2 separate regions of the Homo sapiens genome follow, and region 2 is linked to region 1. The links are chromatin loops, found by intact Hi-C in ENCODE. Cell type or tissue: heart right ventricle. All regions are shown on one strand. Each heading gives the region's core, and the rest is flanking DNA. Links, peaks and the distances in the headings are about the cores only.

What was found. Hi-C counts contacts between places; a loop is a spot of excess contacts. Peaks named below come from ENCODE experiments on the same cell type or tissue, not always from the same donor. Only the 100,000 strongest peaks of a DNase experiment are listed, where the experiment ranks them.
Region 2: it touches region 1 in a loop (3-fold over the local background); 92 of 110 quality-filtered maps call a loop at or near these places.

What each region holds. Positions count from the first base shown.
Region 1 is chr1:205,633,784-205,645,470 of GRCh38, forward strand. No RefSeq gene overlaps it. Among named protein-coding and RNA genes, the nearest start is that of ELK4, 7.6 kb to the left of the region's middle. In heart right ventricle, for the core only: no CTCF peak of the experiment used is centred there; no DNase peak of the experiment used is centred there; H3K27ac peaks cover 1,250 bases.
Region 2 is chr1:205,585,442-205,591,873 of GRCh38, forward strand. It overlaps SLC60A1 (solute carrier family 60 member 1), which reads left to right. Exons shown (of 10, transcript NM_181644.5): 6 at 593-766. It overlaps LOC124904491 (a long non-coding RNA gene), which reads right to left. Exons shown (of 3, transcript XR_007066823.1): 1 at 6,429-6,432. Among named protein-coding and RNA genes, the nearest start is that of SLC60A1-AS1, 19 kb to the left of the region's middle. RefSeq lists enhancers at 301-350, 830-1,620. In heart right ventricle, for the core only: CTCF peaks have their summits at 3,402 (motif pointing right) and 3,604; no DNase peak of the experiment used is centred there.

The DNA of each region.
Region 1 (11,687 bases), core at 2,708-5,207:
GAGAACTTGAGGGGAAAAGTTAATTAATGTGCCTGGTTTTCCCACTCAAGATTCTATAAATACACAATCTCTCTCCATGGTTCCTCACACAACAGATGGTTCTGTTTGTGCAAACTCCATGGTAGTTACGTTGGTCAACCAAAAAGACTGCTTTTTCGTTATCTTGTTTGGTCACTTTCCCACCAGATAGATGGATTCCTGATCTTAGCCTTAGTTACTCAGAGCCATCCCAAAGAAAATTTGTAGATTTTATTACAATGTTTATTTATTTTTTTGAGACAGAGTTTCGCTCTTCTTGCCCAGGCTGGAGTGCAATGGCGCAATCTCGGCTCACCGCAACCTCCGCCTCCCGGGTTCAAGCGAGCCTCCTTCCTCAGCCTCCCAAGTAGGTGGGATTACAGGCATGCGCCACCATGCCCGGCTAAATTTTTTTGTATTTTTAGTAGAAATGGAGTTTCTCCGTGTTGGTCAGGCTGGTCTCGAACTCCTGACCTCAGGTGATCCGCCCGCCTCGGCCTCCCAAAGTGCTGGGATTACAGGCGTGACCCATCACGCCTGGCTTAAAATGTTTAAATATGTATTTTCTACCTGGCCTGCCCTAGATTTTGTTTTTTGTTTTTTGTTTTTTGTTTTTTTTTTTGAGACAGAATCTCACACAGTCACCCATGCTAGAGTTACAGTGGCACAATCTCGGCTCACTGCAACCTCCGCTTCCCGGGTTCAAGCGATTCTTCTGCCTCAGCCTCCTGAGTAGCTGGGACTATAAGTGTGCACCACCACGCCCAGCTAATTTTGGTATTTTTAGTAGAGACGGGGTTTCACCGTGTTGGCCAGGCTGGTCTCAAACTCCTAACCTCGTGATCCGCCTGCCTTGGCCTCCCAAAGTGTTGGGATTACAGATGTGAGCCACCGGGCCTGGCCTAGATTTTTTTTCTTAATCACTGCAGTTAACTCAGCTCTGCAACCCCTTGCCCCTAATTTAATTACATTTCCTATCCCAATAACACCTAGTTATGATCATTACTTCTCAAGGCAACTTCCTCTTCCCTCTCTTTATTTCACTGCTTCATCATTACTCCCAGTCACTATCCCTTTTTCCTAAAGAAGTGTTTCACGGATTTTTGACTGACTAAGCAAGCATGGAGCCATCCAGTTGCCTGTTACGTCTTTCAAGCAATATCCTGTAGCACGTGACATTAAGAAGAGATATCTTTTAAGTCAAAGACAGCACCCACAACCCCAGGTGGGGACAAGTGTGGAGCAAATTGCAACATGACTGAGAAGAAAGAATAAAAATCTGGGATATCTGGGTTCTAGCCTTTGGGTCTCCCTAAACTCAAAACTTGAACCTCCTGAGAAAATCCTTGCGACTTACCCTTTCTGGGTTTCACTTTCAACATCTTTAGAAATAAAAGAGACATACCTTTCACTTCATGTCTGTAATGGATAGACTAAAAGAAAAAGGCAGTAGGCTGGTTGTGGTGGCTCACACCTGTAATCCCAGCACTTTGGGGGGCTGAGGCAGGTAGATCACCTGAGGTCAGGAGTTCAAGACCAGCCTGGCCAACATGGTGAAACCCCATCTCTGTTAAAATACCAAAAAAATTAGCCAGGTGTGGTGGCAGGCACCTGTAATCCCAGCTACTCAGGAGGCTGAGGCAGGAGAATGGCTTGAACCCGGGAGGTGAGGGTTTCAGTGAGCTGATACCGTGCCACTGCACTCCAGCCTGGGTGACAGGAGCGAAACTGCGTCTCAAAAAAAAAAAAAAAAAAAAAGCGGTTGATCAAATGATGCTTTGAACTCTTGGTAAATAGCCCTATTGCTGTTATATTTGTGTGGACTGAGATCTTAGATAGAGGTAAAGTTATCTTTGAAAAGAAAACTCTGGCTAGCTGTATATTGAATCTGGCAGCACTGGCAACCCCTACTACCTGTTAAGGTCCTAAACTTTACCAAATATAACCAGTAAACGTTTCATCCCCAATAATAAGGCTTTTAATCAGAGGGTATTAAGGGTCCGGAGAAAACCCAATCTGAAGGTCATTGAACAAGGTACTTGTGGCCTCTAGACTGTGAAGTAAACTCATGGCAACATCTTTCAGGACTAGCTGTAATCTCCACACAATACATTGTTTTTTCAGAGAGGACATGACGAGACATGAGTTATTGCAATTACCGCCTGAGGCATAGCAACTGTCTAATATGTTTGATGACCTGTCACAAACACAGGTCAGAAAATAGCTTCATATAATTTTCATTCTTGATCTCTACACCCAGTCTACTTATTTTCTTTTAATATTTTTAACCTCAAGTAATTTTATTGGTCTTTGATAAATGTATTATTTCTAGACTTATAAAAATTGATATGGAATATGTAATAGAGAAAGAAGAGAGAATATATCAATTTTTTTTTGAGACAAAATCTCACTCTGTCACCCAGGCTGGAGTGCAGTGATGGGATCTCGACTTACTGCAACCTCTGCCTGCCGGGTTCAAGCGATTCTCCTGCCTCAGGCACCTGAGTAGCTGGGATTACAGGCGTGTGCCACCATGCCTTGCTAATCTTTGTGTATTTAGTAGAGACGGGGTTTCGCCATGTTGGCCAGGCTGGTCTCAAACTCCTGACCTCAGGTGATCTGCCCACCTTGACCTCCCAAAGTGTTGGGATTACAGGCGTGAGCCACCTTTGGAAAAGGTGTTCCTTAATTGATAAAAGCTCATGAAATCTGCCTTTTGTATAATTGTTTAAGATTCTGGTGTTTGGACCAGCTCCTTGCAGAATACATATTGCTCTGAATTTTAAGCCAAAATAATTTTTCCTCTCTGGTGTATTTTATAATCACTGTCTGGAAAAAAAACTTCTTCAATTAAAGTTAATTAAGGAAGCACCAATATATGATACTATGCTGTTATTACAGAAGAAACTCAAAGAGCATTTGCTCTTCTAGGAATTCTGAGTCTTGAATTGGCAACACTGACACCCTCAGCGACCATCATTGCTGTCCACGACTTCCAGCATTTTCAGAATTCTTTTGCTATCCCGTTGACATGAACAAAGAATTCAGCTAAGGATTCAGAAATGATGGGAGAGGCAGTCAGGCTGACAAACGAAGATATAAGTGCAGCTCTGAGCAGGGTTTTGTGTTGTGAGGGAAGTAAAATGAGGGTTTGGAGAGAGTAAAATTACCACCTCCCACTGCATTAAAGAACATTTCCTGGAAAGGGTGGAGTTTGAAAGACTTGGTGCTAATTCAAAAAGATGGAATGCCATCTTTTTTTTTTCCTTGCTTTATATATCCAGCAGCAAAACAAAATTGTTCTGCTGTGCTAGAAAATTTGGCTTGTGAGTCGTGTACACAACTCAGGAGTGTGACACAGCTACCAGCTTTCCTCCTAACTCTCAAGGGAAGAAAATTCAAGTTCTGTCTAGGCTCACTCTGTAAAGTGGGAAACTTGCTGGTTTTGTAGGCTTTTTTTCCCCTTCTTTCCCTCTCTCAGCTTCTCCCTGCTTCTCAGAAGATGGAGTTGTGATGCCTGCAACTTACCAAATTTATCTATGAATCAGATTCCAGTGGGAGACCCCTAAAGCAGAGGGAGAATAAGGAGTTCTCCCCATGATGGAAAATATCCAAAGACAAGGTTTCATGGAGCAAAGAATTCTGGCTAGATTTGGTTTGTAAGTGGATCCCTCCCCACTGTGTGTACACTTTATCTGTCTCTTTGCTTCTTCCCCACCCTCTTTCCCAGCTCTCTCTCTGTCTCTCTCTTGTTCCCTGACCCTTTTTTCTTCCTATGCATACTTTTTTCTTTCCCTTTTTAATCTCTATATCTTAATCCTACCAATGGCCCTCTGAGAATTTATTAGCCATGATAGGGATTCTTAGGCCTGAGATTTCTTATCAAAAAATATTTTTAAAGCATTAACCGTGTGCTGAGCTCTGTGCTGGATACTTTAGGAGATTCAAAAATAAGACCAGTCTCTTCTCTTCAGAAGTTTCCAGTAGATAAAGGGGTAACATCACTATAATATAGGAAAGAGTATTTAGTGGAGGTAAAAACTACGAATGTTGAGAGTGTTGAGAGTAGGGAGGAGAAGATCAGGAGAATCTTCGTGTTCCCACCAGAGAACCAACCTGACCACTCCAGGGTATGGTATTCAGGCATTTGGCCTGAAATGTCTTCTTCTTTACTCTCTCCCATCTGACTGTCTCCTACTTTAGGGCTCAGCTTAGATGTCCCCGATTCCAGGAAGTCCCCTAACACCCTAAACTAGGTTTGGGACTTTCCAGTGTCTCCCATCATGTCCAGTACTGGTCCTTGCAGCACTCTCCACACTGACTTGAAGTTTCTTACTTGTCTCTTCAAGTGTTGGAAATGAGTTCTGGAGAAGAGAGCCCAGGTTGTTTACCTTTGCAGCACAGTTGCAGAATAATCCCTGCCCCAGGAGTGGCTCAGTAAAGGTTTATTGAAGAGATCATCCAGGAAAAGGGAATGGCATGGCAGAGCTCAGAGGCACAAACTGCCTGGCATAGAGATTTGCAGCGTGGCTTGCGCTGGAGTCCGTTTCGTCTGCCTCTCCACGGCCTTTGCTTCACCCACTACTGCCTCTCTTACGTTCGGCCTCTCACCTCCCTCTCCTTCTGCTAGTAAACATGCTCAAGTCCCACCCATTTAGAAAACTTCCCCCTTCAAGTATTAGCCTTTCCTTCTCTTTAGTATCAAACTTCAAAAAATAATGGTTTCTATCTCCTGCCTACCCATCCTCACCTTCTGCTTACTCTTCAGCCCGCTGAATCTGTCTGCTGTCTCCACCACTGACTTTTCCGTAGTAAAGGCTACAGCTATCCTGATTGCCAAATCTCACATTCCCTTTTCAGGAACTGTCCCGTTCGCCATCTTCGGCTGTTCCTCAAGACCAGTTTAGATGTTGCCTCCTTAGGTACACATCCCTGACCTCCAGAGCAGACTTAGCTGTCCCTTCCTGGCACCCTCTCGGAAACACTCTCTTCTCTTGGCCTCTGTGATTCTTCTATCTCCCTAACCAGTTTTTGTCTCTCTTTTGGGACTTCTCTTCTACCAGCTCTGAAAGAAAGTTCTGTCCTTGCTTCAGGTTTCTATCTTCGGCCTGTTGTCCTTCAACACACTCCCCATAAGGGACCCCATTCTCTCCAAGCCTTCGTTCATCACCCAGATGCTAATGAGCCCTAACCTTTATCCTGTCTTCTGTGAACTCTGGATCCGTTTCCAGTGTCCTACAGGATTTCTCCACCTGAATGTCCTCATGACACTTCCATCTCAGAATATACAACTTGAACTCATTACTTATACCTGCCACACCAAACCCTTTCCCAGTTTCAGTTGATCCCCTTTCCCAGTTTCAGTTGAAAGCGTTACCCAGACACCTCAGTCATCCTCAACAATTCCTTCTGCCTCACCCTCCACAGACAATTGGTCACCATGGCCTGATGCATGTACCTCTAGAATATCTCACATTAATCTGTTCCTCATGCCTGTCCCCAAGGCTCTCATCATCATCTCTCTCTCTTTTTTTTTTTTGTTGAGACAGAGTCTTGCTTTTTTTGCCCAGGCTGGAGTGCAGTGGTGCTATCCTGGCTCACTGCAACCTCCGCCTCCCAGGTTCAAGTGAGTCTCATGCCTCAGCCTCCAAGTAGCTGGGATTACAGGTGTGTGCCACCACTCCCAGCTAATTTTTGCTTTTTTTTTTTTTTTGGTAGAGACAGGGTTTCACCATGTTGGCCAGGCTGGTCTTGAACTCCTGGCCTCAAGCAATTTACCCACCTTAGCTTCCCAAAGTGTTGGGATTACAGGTGTCAGCCACCGTGCCCAGCCTGTCATCATCTCTTGCTAGGACTATTGCAGTAGCCTTCTAATTTGTCTCCCAATAACAAGGCAATCCAGCCCATCCTCCACATTGCCACATGGAAAATTTCTGAAGTACACATTTGATTGTGTCACTCAGCTGTTTTAAGAGTAGCCAGTGATTGATTTCTCTGCTGCTTCCAGGATCAAGTTCAAACTGTAACCTGAAAGACCTGTAAGCAGCAAAGTTTAAAGGCCATATCACCTTCCACTGTTCCCTACTTTCACCTTTCACTGTCTAGCTCTTTTTAAGCCTAATCCCCTCCTTCATAAACTATATCCCCTGCAAACACATAAAGCATTTTCAGGACTCCAGCCTTTTGTTTATATAGTGCTCTCAGCCTGGATTGTCTCCTCTATCCGATGAGATTCTGAAAAACTAAATGCTGTGTCAGTCATCTCTGTATATCCAATGGGTCCTTGCCCAATGCCTGGCATAAAATAGGGACTTAGTAAATTTTGAATGATTAATTCCCACTTCAAGGAAGACTCAGCTCTCAAATGTTATTTCTTCCCTGCTTCCCCTGACCACCTCCCACCTCTACCCCATTAGATGTGATTGTTCTTCCTGTGGGAATGTTCCTATTTATTTAACAAATATTTTGTGAGTTCCTGCCATACACCAGGCACTGTGCTAAGAAAGAGGAATATAAGATGCTTTCAGGGCCAGGCACAATGGCTCATGCTGGTAATCCCAACACTTTGGGAGGCCGAGGTGGGCAGATCAGTTGAGCCCAGGAGTTTGAGACCAGCCTGGGCAACATGGCAAAACCCCCTTTCTATTAAATACAAAACTTAGCTGGGCATGGTGGCATGTGACCGTAGTCCCAGCTACTTGAGAGGCTGAGGTAAGAGGATCACCTGAGCTCAGGAGGTAGAGGCTGCAGTGAGCTATGATAGTACCACTGCACTCCAGCCTGGGTGACAGAGTGAGACCCTGACTCAAAAAAAAAAAAAAAAAGAGAACAACAAGACATTTTCAGTTAAGGGTAATAGACTGATAAGTAATCATTTATAGCACTGTATGAATTTGACTTCTCTAGGAAACTCATATAAGTGGAATCATTAGTATTTGTCTTTTTGTGACTGGTTTATTTTACTTGGCATAAATGTCCTCAAGGTCCATCCATGTTATAGCAGGTGTCAGAATTTCCTGATTAATACTAGAGACTCACTTTTATAGCATACCTGTTTGTTTTGCCTAATTTTTTTTTTAATAGAGTCTCACTCTGTCGCCCCGGCTGGTGTGCAGTGGCACGATCTCAGCTCACTGCAACCTCTGCCTCCTGGGCTCAAGCAATTCATCTACCTCAGCCTCCCAAGTCGCTGGGATTACAGGTGCCCACCACTGCGCCCAGCTAATTTTTGTATTTTCAGTGGAGACGGGGTTTCGCCATGTTGGCCAAGCTGGTCTTGAACTCCTGACCTCAGGTGATCCGCCTGCCTCGGCCTCCCAAAGTGCTAGGATTACAGGCATGAGCCACTGCACCCAGCCTGTTCTGCCTAATTTTTTTTAAACCATGCATTAATGATGAAATAGTCACCGCTTTCATGACAGCTTTCCTTGCTCTCCAAACTGTGTATTATTACCATCTCTTCTGTATTCTAGGAGAGGAGGAAGAGAGGTGTATATGCCTCTTTATAGCCTGTGTAACATTCTGTTTTGTATTACAGCCATGTTTGTACTTGGGATGGGGACCTTAGCATCTCTTGTTGAACAGAGCGCTTTATACACAACAGACCAACACGTTTGGTTGGATGAATGGTCATATTCAACCTCTTCAGATGCCACTATTCATGGCAATTGACCATTGTCCACAGCCTCATATCAGAGAATCTCAAGGTTAAAAGGTGCTTAAAAATAATGTAGCCCAAGCATCCCTTAATGCTTCAATCTCCTTCACAACCCTGCACCAAACACTTATCCAGCCCATGTTCCAAAACCTCCAAGGCAGAACCCTTCACCCTTTGCCTACCAAAACCTGTATTCCTGTAACCTCTCCTGGCCCCATTCTGATCTCTGGAGAACATAGAACAACTCCATCCCTTCCTCCTCAGAGCAGCCTTTTCAATAGCTGAAGACTGCTCTCAAGTCTCCTGGGAATCTCTTTGCCAAGCTAAATATATCTCCATCCTCTAGTGAGAGGATTTCAAGAACCTTTACTATCTTGCCCATTGCCCTTGCTCTAAATAGGAGGTAAAATGACAATAATGGCCACATTGGGCACAGCATGGTTTTCTGTTGCAAGCTATCGACCCCAGATTGAACAGTCATAAGCTTTATGTAAGCAAAAAGAAAAAAAGTTTTACATCAGGTTTGAAAATAGGCTGCCAGTTGCCTCACTGCTCCAAACACCCTGCTGCCCACTTTGCCACCAGCTAGCAGGTGAGATTAGTGGATTGTGCAGTGGGAAGAGCCTTCCTCATTGGGCCTGTTTCCTTTTCTGTAAACTGAGGGAGTGGTTTGATCCCCACTTCCACAACACAACCAGGAAAGGGGTGGCATGCCTAAAAATGTCATTGTAAAGAAGATGCGATGCAGTGCTACTGCTAGAAGACTATTTGCAGAAATTTTCTACCAGCTAACTGAAATTAAGCATTGGGCCAGCTCTAGCCATTCATCCCTCTGGATGTGTACTGTTGAATTAGTTTCCCAGCGTAACATAGACTGCAGTGGTCTGGGCCAGCTCTCAACAGAGTAACAAGGAGGCAAGGTCTTTGGGCCTGCCCTGTCCCTCCTGTACCCCATCTCTCATTGTCCTGAATGCTCAGTTTCAAGAACCAAACTATGCTCACTGTGGATAGTTTGCTTCTGTGCATCTTTGAAACTCATTGATCAGGGATCTCCGAGAGGATAGGGACTGTATCTGTCTATTCACCCTGTACCCCTGCCTTCCCCCATTGCACCTTGCTCTTCAGAAAAAAAAAAAATTCATCCAACTGTTTATATTTTCGTGTGAATTTATGTCAGTGCATTATTTTCCCATTTTAAGTCTTATTTCTAATTATGGTCTCCAATTAAGGGGATTCCATCCTCAGCTAACAGGTAAGATTAGTGGATTGTGCAGTGGGAAGAACCTTCCTCATTGGGCCTCAGTTTCCTCATCTGTAAACTGAGAGAGTGCTTTGATCCCCAGCTCTGGTATCTAAGGATTGATGATTTATTTGGTGTTAGTAAATAAACCTAGGGGCCCTCTGTGCACTCCCAAACCCCTGGGCCCCCATCAAAACACTGTCACCTTGTATTAGGATCTCCAGATAAATAGAACCAATAGGGTTTGTGTGTGTGTGTGGTGTGTGTGTAAAGAGATTTATTACAAAGAATTGGCTCACACTTATTGAAGGCTGACAAGTCCCAAGTCCCAAGATCTGCAGGGTAAGTCAGCAAGCTAGAGACCCAGGAGAGCCTGTGGTACAGTTCCGGTCCAAAGGCTAGCAGTTACAGACCCAGGAAGAGCCAATATTTTAAGTCCACAGGCAGGAAAAAGTCAATATCCCAGTTTAAATGCAGCCAGGCAAGAGGAATTCTGTCTTACTCAGAGCAAGGATCTGTTTTGTTCTGTTCAGGCCTTTACTGATTGGATGAGGCCCACCCACATTATGGAAGACAAACTGCTTTACTCAGTCTACCGATTTAAATGTTCATCCCATCCAAAAACATCCAGAATAATGTTTGACCAAATATCTAAACATCCTGTGGCCCAGTCAAATTGACACATAAAATTCATCATCATACCCTTAGAGGTAGGTAACAGCCACTCAAAAGGCCTGGCCCTGTCGTGAACAAGAGAGGTATCAGACAGGCAAGTTCTTTGAACTCCTGGATATAAAGGCAAGGCCCATCCTTGGTCTCCGACTCTATCTCTTCCCCTAACACCCCTGCCCACAATTCCTACAATTTCTTTCCACTGCCATTCACATCTTTTTTTTAAGATGGAGTTTCACTCTTGTCGCCCAGGCTGGAGTGCAATGGTGCGGTCTCGGCTCACTGCAACCTTCACCTCCCAAGTTCAAGCGATTCTCTTGCCTCAGTTCCCTGAGTAGCTGGGATAACAGGCACCTGCCACCGCACCCAGCTAATTTTTGTATTTTTAGTAGAGACGGGGTTTCACCATTGTTGGCCAGGCTGGTGTCGAACTCCTGACCTCAGGTGATCCGCCTGCCTCGGCCTCCCAAAGTACTGGGATTACAGGCGTGAGCCACTGCGCCCAGCTATTTTTTTTTTTTTTTTAACATTAAGAAAATTTTAAGCCAAGCGCGGTGGCTCACGCCTATAATCCCAGCACTTTGGGAGGCCAAGGCAGGCAGATCACTTCAGGTCAGGAGTTCGAGACAAGCCTGAACAACTTGGTGAAACCCCATCTCTACTAAAAATACAAAAATTAGCTGGGCATGGTGGTACATGCCTGTAATTCCAGCTATTCGGGAGGCTGAGGCCGGAGAATGGCTTGAACCCAGGAGGCAGAGATTGCAGTGAGCCCAGATCACACCACTGCATTCCAGCCTGGGTGACAGAGTGAAAACTCTGTCTCAAAAAAATAAAAGAAGAAAAAGAAAATTTAAAAGGATTTTTAGGAAAATATTACTTATAAAATTACTAGATATTCATAAATTAAATAAAATTATTCTTTTTATAGCACACTGAAACAAAAGCCACAAACTCATCTGAAAAACTGTGAAACCACTCATCATTCATAGAGTATTACTAAACTGAATCTAAAGGTCAAAAAAAAGTACTGCAGTAAACCACATGATACGCAAAAGTAAAACACAACTTTTATCTTAGGCCCAGCCACCTGATATTAGAAGCTGGAGCGTTAAGCTGAGGTTGTCCACTTGCCCAAAAGAAATACAGTTTTCATTTGCCCATTCATTTTGTTTGCCCAATAATTCATTTAAACAAACAAGCAAATGTAATGAGCACCTACTATGTGTAAACACAGAGCTAGAGTGGGGGCAACACAACAATGAATAAGATGCAGCTTTTCCCTGGAAGATCTTGGTGGAGGACCAGATTGCAAATTCTTGCCTGGGCTTCAGAAATCAATTTAGTATCATGGCTGGGCGTAGTGGCTCACACCTGTAATCCTAGCACTTCGGGAGGCCGAGGTGGGCAGATCACCTGAGGTCAGAAGTTTGAGACCAGTCTGGCCAACATGGTGAAACCCCATCTCTACTAAAAAAAATACAAAAATTAGCCAGGCGTGGTGGCACGTGCCTATAATCCCAGGTACTGGGGAGGCTGAGGCAGGAGAAATGCTTCAACCTGGGGTGGGGAGCTGAGGTTGCAGTGAGCTGAGATAGAGTCACTTCACTCCAGCCTGAGCGAAAGAGCAAGACTCTGTCTTTAAAAAACAAAAAACAAGCATCGTTTCTCCTAGGAAGCCCTCTCTGATCCCCCAGGGCCCCTCTGAGACTGGGCCCCTCCAGGCACACCCCCATCACAGCACTGTGACACATTCTATAATTGCTTCTGCATATCTCCAGCCCCCTCACTGCTTGGGGACATCCAAGAGGACAAAGACTGCATCTGTCTCTTCACCGTGTCGCAGCCCCAGCACGTGGTAGTTGCTTAATAAATGTGGAAAGACTTAGCAGATGATGAAGTCAAACAAATTTCTGCCCAGTGAACATAAGGACCACAGTAGCAGTATGCTATAAGGAGACTGAGGCAGGAGTGATTAACTTCAGAGGCCATAGAAAGAAATGTTTAAGCTGAGTGTTGGAGAATAAATACAAATTCAGTAGGCAGAGAGCTCTCCATGAAGAGAATGCAGCCAACAGCAAAGGCACTGAGGCTCAACAG
Region 2 (6,432 bases), core at 2,212-4,711, 49 kb before region 1:
GACCTCTGTTACATTAGTTAGCACCTTTTTCCAGAAACTTCTTAGGATTATATTAGGGCAGTCGTGAATGGCTGATCAACTGATTGCCATATGATGACCTCTCCAGAGAAAAAGCCCTAAAAACTTAGATGACCTGGTGGAAAGTACTCGTGACAGTACTGGTTGACTTCCAGCACTGGGTGTGACCTCGGGCAAGTCACTTCTGTCTGCTTTCTCATCTGTAAAACCAGATGCTTGCACACACCTTTTTTTTTTTTTTTAAGTCATGTTCTGCTCTGGTTGAAGTGGGGAGCAGTGCCTGTCTGCCCAGGCCCTGCGGGCACTCCCATGGAGATCCAGAGCCACCTCTCTGGAACCCCTAGGTCTCCACAGTGCAGTCTGTAAGCTAAGGCACCCCAGCTTCTGTCCTCAGCTTGAGCCAAGTGTGTAGTGTGGCCTTGACTCCAAGCCCAGCCCTGGCTGAGCCTCTGGGAGTGGGAACAGGCAGTCCTCCCTCTGCCCTCCCCACACCTGCCCAGCCTGGGCTCCCTTTGTGAGGGTCATTGTCTGGCTGGGCTGCAGGTGTGCTCAACAGCGCCCGGTCTCTCCACAGGGTGCCTATTCCGCCTTCGTGTACAGCTATGCTGTGGAGAAGCCCCTGTCTGTGGGACACAAGGTGGCTGGCTACCTCCCCAGCCTCTTCTGGGGCTTCATCACACTGGGCCGGCTCCTCTCCATTCCCATATCCTCAAGAATGAAGCCGGCCACCATGGTTTTCATCAACGTGGTAAGCAGCTGAATAGCCTCCTCTCTCTTCTGAGAGACCCAGGAGAAGCCGCCTCCTCCTGGCCCTACCCCAGGACGTTTGCCCAGGCCTACATTCTGCCAGCAGGATGGGAACTCAGGAGTAGAGGGAAGAGAGGAGAGAGAGGATGACGAGGAAGGGGTGGGAGCCTGGGAGGTGGAGCCTACCTGGGTGACCATGAAAAGTCCCTTCCCCTCTCTGGGCTGCTGATCTTATACCCTTAAAACATAAAAGGAAAGGTCTGTAGGAGGTGCTGGCTGCAGTGTGTGGAGCCCATCCCAGCCAACAACTGGCTATGAGCGTGAGGAAAGCCAGTGCTGGCCCTGGTCCTCCTGTGTTTACCTTGGTGCCCAGCTGCTCAGAGCCCTCCAGTCAGTGGAAAGCTGTGGAGGCCAGGGATCCCACAACCGTCGGAATCACTGCCTCTGGGCTGGGGCCTGGGGATTTGCATTTGGTAGCTCTCCTAGGTGACTCTTTTTTTTTTTTTTTGAGATAGGGTCTCCCTTTGTCACCCAGGATGGAGCACAGTGGTGTGATCTCAGCTCACTGCAACCTCTGTCTCCCAGGTTCAAGTGATTCTCCTGCCTCAGCCTCCCAAGTAACTGGGATGACAGGTGCCTACCACCATGCCTGGCTAATTTTTGTATTTTTAATGGTGATGGGGTTTCACCACGTTGGCCAGGCTGGTCTTGAACTCCTGACCTCTTAATGATCCACCCGCCTCGGCCTCCCAAAGTGCTGGGATTACAGGAGTAAGCCACTCTGCCTAGCGCTAGGTGATTCTTAAGTAGGCAGGACATGGAGGATGACCTTCAAGGAACTGATCTGCCTAGGAGGCAGGAGGTCTGGGCCTGAGCAGTGGGTTAAGACCCTTGCCTTGGTGTGTCCATCCAGGTCACCATCCATGACACAGGGGTCCACATTACAGACTTCTGCCAAATTGTCTAGTCCAACCTCCCATCAGGCTTGAGCCACCTCTATCTATAACATCCCTTCCAAGGGGTTCACTGTCTGCTTAAACACCTCTAGTAACTGCAACTCACTACCTTTCCAAGTAGCCCAATGAGGGTACTAAGTCCAGGTAAGAAAGCATTTCCTTGGTTGAATTTCTAGCAGAGAGCGGGTTTGGACATAAGGTTGCAGTTTCAGAGACAAAGATCATGATCCCCAAGAAAGGCCTTTGGATTTGACCTCGTGCCAGTTGACCCCCAAGAAAGAAATTTCAGTTCAATGTAGATGGGAGGTAGGTGATAAACCCAAACGCAAGAGGTTGAGGGTGAGAGGGAGATGAGCAGTGGAGGAATTTGCATTTCTCTTTGTAAATATTTTTGAGTTGAAGGGAGTTGTGTTCTGCAGGACTCAGGGTGGTATGGGCCTGCTTATAGTAGAGGATAAAGGGAGGACACCTATTAGGAGGAGGAGTCTGTGAAAATACCATTGTGAGAGAGTAACCGAGTGAGGAAGGCCCTGACAGAGGGGAGGTGGGATGGAGAGCGGGAGTGGAGGAGGCTCTAAGCTCAGCAAGGAGGAAGGCCCCTGTCCATGGAGTTGGGGCGAAACGATGTCAAAGGGGAAAGGTTCCAGAAGAGGAAGGGCACAGACATGGGGCCAGCCCTGGCTTCCCTGTCTAGGTCAGACACAAGGCCAATTGCTAAGACAGAGGAGAGTGGGTGGAAATCTGGGTTTGGGAAAATAAAGGTCTGAAGCATCCACATATGTTAGGCATTGCCCATAGACACTCACCTGGAGTGCTGGGTTTTAAAAAGGAAAATCAGGTTCCTGGGCCCAACCCAGACTGAGTGAATCCGAATGTCCAGGAGGAGGCATAGCAATCTATAAATTAAACAAATACCCCAGGGGAATTACATCATCCAGCAAGCTCAGGAAAACACTGTCCTAGAACAAGTGACTCCCAAATACATTAGATTCACTGGAGCTGCTTTTTGAAAATAGGATCATGAAAAGGCCAGGCGCGGTGGCTCACACCTGTAATCCCAGAACTTTGGGAGGCCGAGGCGGGTGGATCATGAGGTCAGGAGTTCGAGACCAGCCTGACCAACATGGTGATACCCCATCTCTACTAAAAATACAAAAATTAGCCGGGCGTGGTGGCGCCTGCCTGTAATCCCAACTACTCAGGAGGCTGAGGCAGGAGAATCACTTGAACCTAGCAGGCAGAGGTTGCAGTGAGCTGAAATGGTGCCACTGCCCTCCAGCCTGAGAGACAGAGCAAGACTTCAAATCAAAAAAAAAAAAAAAAAAAAAGAAAGAGAAAATAGGATCATGGACCCCTACCCCAGAGATTCTAATTTAGGAGGTATGGAGAAGAGCCTGGGCCTCTGGGTTGTTTTGGAAGCTTTCCAGCTGCTTTTGTGGGCACCCTGTTTGGGAACTGCAGCTGAGTGGCCCTGAGCAAGCCTCTCCTGTGTAGATGTGAAGTGCCTGTGTCATATTCACTGTGACTACTTCCGAGTATTCCTCTCTAGGTTAAATTAATGGCCACCCTGTTCTCAGCATTCTCCTGGAGCTCAACAGCTACTTCCTGACTTAGTATGTTTGTGCTATGTGCAAAGCCCTGCTGCAAACTGCAGGCCGCCAAGTTCTGGAAGACAAGGTTCTTGCTTCCAGGGAGCTTACGGCCGGCCAGAGGAGGGCAGTGTGCCCCAGCACAGATGGAGGGTGAGGGTGTAGGCAGTGGGGATGCAGGCTCAGTACCAGACTGAGTCACTGGCTGAGGCAGGGGCCACACTGCGTGGGAAGAGAGTTGGTGGAGCTGATAGTTCGTCCTGGTTAGTCTTCTATCACCAAGGCTAAAATAAGACTCGGGTGTCTTTCAAACTTCCCCAAATTTAGGGATTTTCAGGGTGACGGTCTTTGAGGCATGGCTGGAAATGCATGTGGTTTGTACATGGGGTAGCCAGGTGGAAGAAGAGGAGCAGGAGTGGCGGCTTCCAAACCCCGGCATCTGTCCCAGGCTCCTAAGTTGAACACTGAATATTAAGAAGGTGCCAGCCCCTGAAGGCAGGAGGTGAGCAGGCCTGGCTGAAGTTCAAAGGCCCGTGTTCAAAGGCCTGGGTTAGGGGCTAGGAGGCTAACTTGGGGGGAGCACGGTAGGCAGGGTGGGGGATCGGGAGCAGAAAAAGATGAGGATGGGGAAGTAAACAGGGGCTACATCCTCAGGGTTTTGTAAGGTGGGCTTTGAATTTTATTCTAAGTGGGCAGGAAGCCAATAGGTTTTAAGCAGGTCTGCGTTGCATTTTCTTTTTTCTTTTTATTTTTTTGCATCTCACAGATACATTTATTCATGCTATGAAGTAAACGACACTTATACAGGTGCCCCGTGATGTTTCACATTTCCATCTAACATAGCTTGCATTGCATTTTTAAAATTTATTATTGTTTTTTTTAGAGAGACAGGGTCTCACTATGTTGCCCAGGCTGGTCTTGAACTCCTGGGCCCAAGCGATCCTTCCTGCCTCAGCCTACCAAAGTGGTAGAACTAGACAGGAGCCACCATCTCCAGCCACTTGCACTGCATTTTAAAAGTGCACTCCAGTGTGGAAGAACAGACTGTAGCTGGCAAGAGTCAAACACAGACTGTCTGTTATTGTAGTCCAGGCGCAAGAGGGAGGTGGCTGGGATGGGGTGGTCTGGATGGATCTGGAGCAGTACAAGGATCGAACATGTTTTTTGAGATGGTGTGGACAGGACTTGTTGCTGACCCAGGTGTGGGAGGTAAGGAAAGGAGGAATCAAGGACCTTAGACACAGGACTTGAGCAACTGCATGACTGGGATGCCCTCACTTGATGTGTGCAGGAGTAGGATTGGCAGAGGAAATTAAGAGTCTAGTTTGGGCCACATGGTTAGTCATCCAGGGACTGACTATATCCAAGGGGCAGCTTTAGGTGCAAGTCCGGAGTCCTGGACACAGCTCATGGCTAGAGGGATAGATACAAGCATGCCTGCTGTAGAGGCAGGTGAAACGTGGAGCAGGGCACTGCGGACATGGAAGAGCCAGAAGAGAATCCTGGGCCACCCCAACATTGAGAGAGTGAACAGAGGGGAAAGCAAGAACAAATGGATCTCAGGGACCATGTTCTGTGCCAAAGAAAGACATGACCTTTGGAACCATAGTTATGCTATGACTTTCATATTTTTACTGCATGAAAGAAGTCTTTTGTCTTTCCATTTCCATTCTGAAGGGAATGTGTTTCTCTCCTTCGGCCACTGTTTTGTGGCTGATCCCTCCCCAGGGAAGGAAGTCTGTCTGGGTAAGGCCTCTGAGCCTCGAGACCACCTTCCACCTAACAGATCCTGTGGCAGAGACGGAAGGGCTGCTAGAGGAGCGTAAAGGCCTCAAGGATTAGGAGCACCGGCTTTGATTTTCCAATTGGAGCAACTCTCCCAGGATCGGCTCCCAACCCTGAAAGTCTTTCCTTTCTGCATGCCCAGAAGTGGAGGGGTTGGGAGCTGGATGAGATTTCTTGCCTAGCTCTATAGTCTGTACTTACTTTTTAAAGAAACAGATGTCTTCATCCAGGAGATTTTTACCTCAAAGCCATAGGCTGCTATAGAAGATCCTTATCTCCTGAGACGTCTAAGAAAAGCCCACAGAGAAACACTAGGACTCATATTTGTCTGAAGCACCACAGTTTACAGAGCCCCTTCATCTGTATTATTTCACCACCACTCTTTAGTGTGGCTTTTGTAACTATTCCTATTTTGCAGATTAGGAAGTTAAGAATCAGAGCAATCAGCTACTTCTGGGTTCCACAGCTGGTAAAAAACACATCGGGACTTCCACCTGGGTCTTCTGACCCCAAATCTTGTGCTGCCTGGGTTTATTCCCAGATACATCTTGCACAGAAGTGACTCAATGCAGACATAAAAACGTGTTTAAAGAACTTAGAAATATGGTTATATTAACAAAAACATGCCTGTATGACAGAGACCTTTACTGAACTAGAAAGATTTGGCTGGGCGTGGGGGCTCATGCCTGTAATCCCAACAGTTTGGGAAGCTGAGGCAGATGGATTGCTTGAGCCCAGAAGTTCAAGACCAGCCTGGGCAACATGGCGAACCCTTTCTCGACTAAAAATACAGAAAATTAGCAGGCGTGGTGGCACATGCCTGAGGTCCCAGCTACTCAGGAGGCTGAGGTGGGAGGAACGCTTGAGCCCTGTAGGTCGAGGCTGCAGTGAGCTGAGATTGCACCACTGCACTCCAATTTGGGCAACAGAGTGAGACCCTGTCTCTCAAAAAAAAAAAAAAAAAAAGGAAAGAAAAGAAAGATTTCTGGGTCTCCAACCATAGGTTAGCATCTGCCCATGGGAATCTGAGCCAAATCTGAGGGTGCCAAGCTGACTGCCACAGCCACTGACCCTCTCCCTGGGTGGCTGGCTAGGATTCCCAGAGGATGGGACCCTGCTGCCACCACCCCTCTTCCCCTGCTATCTGATGGCTTCCTGTCTGTGCACTCTTGGCTTTCAGGAGAAGAGAAGCAGCTTCTCACAAAGAAACAGAGACTCTCCTACCCCCAGGGCTGGCAGGGCAGAGAGAGCTGATGAAATTGGCTTGGGTGGAGTTCCCGCGGTTACAGATAAGACCTTGGGGACAGGTAGTCCTCAGTCCCCAAATGCTTACGCAG